Linked DNA regions of Homo sapiens: region 1 is linked to region 2. A link is a loop called in an ENCODE intact Hi-C map of the cell type or tissue named here. Cell type or tissue: pancreas. All regions are shown on one strand. Links, peaks and the distances in the headings refer to the core of each region. The heading gives the core; the rest is flanking DNA.

Evidence for each region. Peaks named below come from ENCODE experiments on the same cell type or tissue, not always from the same donor. Only the 100,000 strongest peaks of a DNase experiment are listed, where the experiment ranks them.
Region 1: a loop joins it to region 2, with 2.3 times the contacts of the local background. A loop is called at or near these places in 3 of 110 quality-filtered maps.

What each region holds. Positions count from the first base shown.
Region 1 is chr15:69,298,296-69,301,196 of GRCh38, reverse strand. PAQR5 (progestin and adipoQ receptor family member 5) reads right to left here and starts at 2,285. Exons shown (of 9, transcript NM_017705.4): 1 at 2,141-2,285. PAQR5-DT (PAQR5 divergent transcript) reads left to right here and starts at 2,434. Exons shown (of 3, transcript NR_184010.1): 1 at 2,434-2,719. In pancreas, for the core only: no CTCF peak of the experiment used is centred there; DNase peaks (open chromatin) are centred at 1,562, 2,236 and 2,486; H3K4me3 peaks cover 1,759 bases; H3K27ac peaks cover 2,061 bases.
Region 2 is chr15:69,373,547-69,376,447 of GRCh38, reverse strand. The region is part of intron 3 of PAQR5 (progestin and adipoQ receptor family member 5); the gene reads right to left. Among named protein-coding and RNA genes, the nearest start is that of KIF23, 39 kb to the left of the region's middle. In pancreas, for the core only: no CTCF peak of the experiment used is centred there; no DNase peak of the experiment used is centred there.

The DNA of each region.
Region 1 (2,901 bases), core at 176-2,675, 75 kb after region 2:
CCCTGTCTCTACTAAAAATGCAAAAATTAGCTGTGTTTGGTGGCAGGCGCCTGTAATCCCAGCTACTCGGGAGGCTGAGGCAAGAGAATTGCTTGAACCCGGGAGGCGGAGGTTGCAGTTAGCTGAGATCTCGCCCTTGCACTCTAGCCTGGGTAATAGAGCAAGACTCAGTCAAAAAGAAAGAAGAAAGAAAGAAAGAAAGAAAGAAAGAAAGAAAGAAAGAAAGAAAGAAAGAAAGAAAGAAAGAAGGAAAGAAAGAGAGAGAGAGAGAGAGAGAGAGAAAGGAAGGAAGGAAGGAAGGAAGAAAGAAAGAAAGAAAGAAAGAAAGAAAGAAAGAAAGAAAGAAAGAAAGAAAACGAACTAAAGGAAGGAAGGAAGGAAGGAAGGAAAGAAGGAAAGAAAGAAAGAAAGAGAGAGAGAGAGGGAGGGAGGAAGGAAGAGAAAGAATGAAAGAAAGAAAGAAAGAAAGAAAGAAAGAAAGAAAGAAAGAAAGAGAGAGAGAGAGGGAGGGAGGAAGGAAGAGAAAGAATGAAAGAAAGAAAGAAAAGAAAGAAAGAAAGAAAGAAAGAAAGAAAGAAAGAAAGAAAGAAAGAAAGAAAGAAAGAAGGAAAGAAAGAAAGAAAGAGAAAGAAAGAAAAGCATACGGGATTAAGGATGTACTCTTGGTGTAAGGGGAAAATGTTGCCCCACGTGGGTAAGGGTGCCAAGGGATCTCAGTGGTGGGGCTGGACACCTTTCTGATCCAACTTTTCAGAGTGCCCTTTCTGCTTGCCAAGGGCAGAGATAAGGCAGTTGGAAAAGAAGCTTTGCTGTTGCAGGCTAATCATTCCATTCTCGCAGAGCACCTTCCGTGTGCCAGGTACTATTGCTACGGCAGGGAACAAAGCAGGTCCCTGCAGGGAACAAAGCAGGTCCCTGCCCTCCTGCAGTTCTGGGAGCTTAGCAAGGCTCTGGCTGGCTCTTGGAGGACCTTACTGACTGGAGTTTGTGTCTGCTTGGAGGTGCCCTCTCCCCTGAACCTCTTTCACAGGCAGAACCTAGGGGGGTGGGGAGTGGGGTAAAAGAAACAAACCTCTGCTGAGTCAAGGGCACTGCAAGAATGCAGAAGCGACCATGCAGCTCTGGAAGGATGCGGTGGGAAACCCGCCACTCAGTGGTGGAGAAAAGCCCACCAGTTTCTCCAGCAAATGGCTGAGCTTTGTTGGGCCTCCTTGTCTTCTCATCTGCCCATGTGTTAATATCTACTCGCCATTGGTTTGTTAGGTTCAAATGAAATCAGGGATGTGTCCCTTTTTGGCTGCTAGCTCTTCTCAGATCCCCTGACCTCTCCCCATCTCTTCTCTATGGCTCTGCGTGGGAAGGGGCAGTTGTCACCCCCGACTCCCACTAAGCTGAGCCCTCCTCCCAACCTAAGCGGGAGGAAGCCGGTTCTGCTCACGGATAAGAGTTACCGGGCTCCTGAGTTCTTGTTCTGCTGGGCCGGGGTCCACCCCCTCTCCTGGGCTCATCCGACTAGGACTTGGGAAGTGCTAGGGGAGCCAGGAGATGCCCAGCTGGGGGCTGTGGCCGGGGGGAGGCCAATGACAGAGCAGGGGGAACTCCCTGTAGCTGGGCACCCACTTCAACAGGGCCGGGACGACCCCCGCAGGCAGTGGGCCGCCCCTCACCCACACGGTCCTGCTCAGCCCAGGCTCACATCTGGGCTCAGGAGGCGGGAAGCACAGGTGTAAAGAAATCGCCAACTGTGCAGCCCCAATCCAAGGGTTTTATTAAAGTGGGGGCGGCGGGAGGGGGGCGGTGGAGGAAGGATAAGCGGCGCAAACGCCCTGGAGAGTGAGAGAAAAGGTGCGAGAAGGCAACAGCTCCCCTCACCGCCCTCGATTGCAGCAGAGAGCCTTCTGCACGGCGGCGGCCGCCCCACCTTCACACCGGCCCCGCGTGCGGTGAAAGTGGCCGAGCCGCGCCGCCGCCGGATCAGGGCCGCCCCGGCACAAACTTTCCCAGACCCGCCCTCGGAGCGGCCACCCAGGCTCAACGGGCTCCACGGGCGCAGGGCGGCTGGGGCTGCCGCGGAGGGCGGGTGCGCGTGGACCGGGAGGTGGGGAGGCGGCGCGCGGCGGGGAGTCCCGCCCCGGGTTACCTGGGTTCCAAGGGTCTCGGGAGTCCAGTGGACAGGGCGCGGGGACAGCACAGGCAGGCCGGAGACCAGACACTCCTCCCGGGCTGCGGCGACCCCGGACTCGCGGGCCCTGCACCTGGCCCTGCGGGTCGCCGCGCCTACCCATGCCGGTCCCCGCCCGTCCCCTCCCGCGCGGGGCGGGGCGGCCCCGGGGGAGGAGCCGAGGGCCGTGGGCACCACCCCCTGAGCCAGGCCTGCGCCTCATCACGTGCCACCGACCCTGGGCTCTGTGACTTCCAAAGACTCGCCACCCCATTCCACAGCCTGAGGTGCCACCAAAGCCATAAGCCCAGGGGAGTCTCTCACACCCCATTCTCCTAGGGCCCATGTACCCCACGCCCACCTCCACCCCAGGAGCCGAAGGCCGGCAGGGAGCCTGGAGAGCCTCCTTGATGGGAGAACTGCGGAGCTTGCCCCTCGGAAAAGTGCATGGGGTGGAGAACAGGGAAGGAGAAAAAAACAACAACTGGGTACTCGCAGCCCCACCGCGGTGTCCGCTTCGCCGGTGGGAGAGGATCCTCGCCGCCCTGAATCCTTGAAGTGAGTTCCACCCCTGTCTCTTGGAGTGCTCAGGGTGGCGGGCCCTTTGCCAGCCCTCACCCTTTCCCCAGGGATCCTGTCCCAGGTCACAGGCTCCTAGACTGGAAGGCGCTGGGCCTGGACCTCTGCCACTCAGTGGACACAGCTATAAGAGATGAAGGGACACAGAGGACAAAGAAGAA
Region 2 (2,901 bases), core at 125-2,624:
GAGCACAGGAAAGAAGAAACATTCTCTCCGTCTTCCCACTCTAGCCTTAGCAAAGTGTTTTGCATAGAGCAGACCTTCATAAAACGCATGGTACATACATTGAAAGGACAAACTAATATTTGAAGACAATTTTGTATTCTAAACCCAGTTTGACCCCAAAGGAAAACTGCAATCATTTCCTCAACACTTCGTAGCTTGGCCTCATTTCTAAGCACCCCCAAGTAAGCAGGTGCCTGCTTATTTGCACAGCAGAATTGATTTGTAGGACTCCACCTTGCACCCCTAGTTGCAGGCTGAGCAATTTAGAGTGAAATGAAATCAAATCATATGCAGCCTATTTAGAAGAGAGAACCTCCAGGAACTAGGAGCAGAAGGGCACATCAGCAAGTTTTCCCTTTCAGTTCCTGCCTCAAGCTCAGCATCCAGGAAAGCCTTCTTGCATGGCCAAGACTTGCATGCACCTGCTAGCCAATGCCTACAATTCTACCGTGACAGTTTCAAGCCTTTGGTTTTTCTAGCTATTAAACTGCAAACCACCTGGGGAAAATCACTGGGCATTTTTGGCCAGCAGTAAATAATGGCAGATTTGGATAGCAGGGAAAGAGAAGAGGCAGAGTAGGATCAGGGGACCTCAGGCGCTATTCACATGAATTCTGCAATTCCTGCTCACGGAATCCTCACAACCAGCTTGTGAGGAAGAGCCTTTTATTGTCTCATTTCACAGAAAAGGAAACTGAGGCCTGGAGAGGTTAGGGCATTTATTCAAGTTCTCAAAAGTAACGGAAGCAAAGCTGAAACCTCAATGCAAACAGCACACTCCATTTCCTGTCCTCTTGTGCACTGTCCTTCATTGCTCCGCCTGGGGAGGGCTCTGTCGAGAGATAAAACCCTTATCGCCTGGCCTGTACTATGATTTTGGACTGTGACATACTTCTCTGAGCCTTAGATTCTTCTTCGTTAAAGTGCCATTATGAACTAAATCTGGGAGGCAACTGTGTCCCTCCCAAAATTCATCTGTTAAGTTAAAGTCCTAACCTCCAGGACCTCAGATGCAACTGCATTCGGAGATAAGATCTTTCAAGAGGCCATTAGGGTGGGTCCTAATCCAATCTGCCTGGTGTCCCTCACAAGAAGGGGAAATTTGAATTCACAGAGAGACACCAGGGATGAGCACCCACAGAGTGGTGACTCTGTGCAGAGGCAGCAAGAGAGTGGCCATCTGTAAGCCAAGGAGAGAGGCTTTGGAGGAAACTGCCCCTGTCCAAACCTTGATCTTGAACACCTTTCAGTCTCCGGAACTGCGAGAAAATAACTTTCTGTTGTTTAGACCACTCAGTCTGTGGTATTTTGTTATGGCAGCCCTAGCAAACTAATATGAGCGGTGAGGTTATGCAAGCCAGTGCCTCTGAAACTTTCTTCTGCAAGTGTGTGCAGATCACCTGGGCACCTTACTGCAGTGTGGTGGCTGGGGCGAGAGTCTGCAGTTCTAACCAGCTCCCAGGGCCTGCTGATGCTGCAACTGCCTCTGGCTTCAAAGCCGGACTCCCACCCCAGCATCGTGCTGTCACCTCCCTGCCCAGAATCCAGTTCCCTACAGAAGAGGAAGTTCCTTGTATGTAAGAGGGACATGGTGACAGGGAAAGCCAGGACAGGGAATAGTTAGAGGCTAGCGGGGAGTCTGATGAGGTGTTTGCTGGCAGAGGGCAGGGGAAGAATGGGAGGGAAAAGGGGGAGGCCATGCATTGATGCAGCAATTATCATTATTATTATTGAGACAGAGTCTCACTCTGTTGCCCAGGCTGGAGTGCAGTGGCGCGATCTCGGCTCCCTGCAAGCTCTGCCTCCTGGGTTCAAGTGATTCTCATGCCTCAGCCTCCTGAGTAGCTGGGATTACAGGCACATGCCACTATGCCCAGCTAAATTTTTGTATTTTTAGTAGAGATAGGGTTTCAACATGTTGGTCAGGCTGGTCTCAAACCCCTGATCTCAGGTGATCCACCAGCCTTGGCCTCCCAAAATGCTGGGATTACAGACGTGAGCCACTGTGCCCGGCCTTGCTGCAGCAATTATAACCTATCATTTCCTGGGTACCTGCGGTGCACCAGGCTCTAGGTTGGACAGTATGCCACATCCCTTGCAGGACCATGCTTAGTTCCCATAGGACAGAAATACTTAGGCTCTCAATTAAAAGAGCATAAAACAACAATTGCACACCACACACATGCAATTACTAGAACTTTAAATAGGCTGAATTAATAACCAACCATTGTTGATATGAAACCATTACAAGAAAATGCCAATTTACAACATTGCTGTGATGTTTTTTAAAAATACATGTCCAATATTCAGTCAAGCATAAGAATGCTTTTTGTACATGCAGTATAATATTTACAGAAGAAGTCTCTTCTGGCTGAACATGTAAGACGGATAAAAATTAATGAAATAAATGATGAATATCAGGGATGGAGGAACCAAAGAGTATTAATAATTTAATGGACAATAAAGTAAAAAAAGATACACAAAATGTTTTTAAAAAGTAAATAGCACTGGGCACAGTGGCTCACACCTGTAATCTCAGCACTTTAGGAGACTGAGGTGGGCAGATCACTTGAGGTCAGGAGTTCGAGACCAGTCTGGCCAACATAGTGAAACCTCATCTCTACTAAAACTACAAAAATTAGTGGGACATGATAGAGCGTGCCTGTAGTCCCAGCTACTCTGGAGGTTGAAGCAGAAGAATCACTTGAACCTGGGAGGCAGAGGTTGCAGTAAGCCGAGATTGTGCCATTGCACTCCAGCCTGGTCAACAAAGCGAGACTCTGACTCGAAAAAAGAAAAGTAAACAGAACTCAGGTAGTGTGTGCTAGAGAAGAAAAGTCCCATTGAATGACTAGCATTATA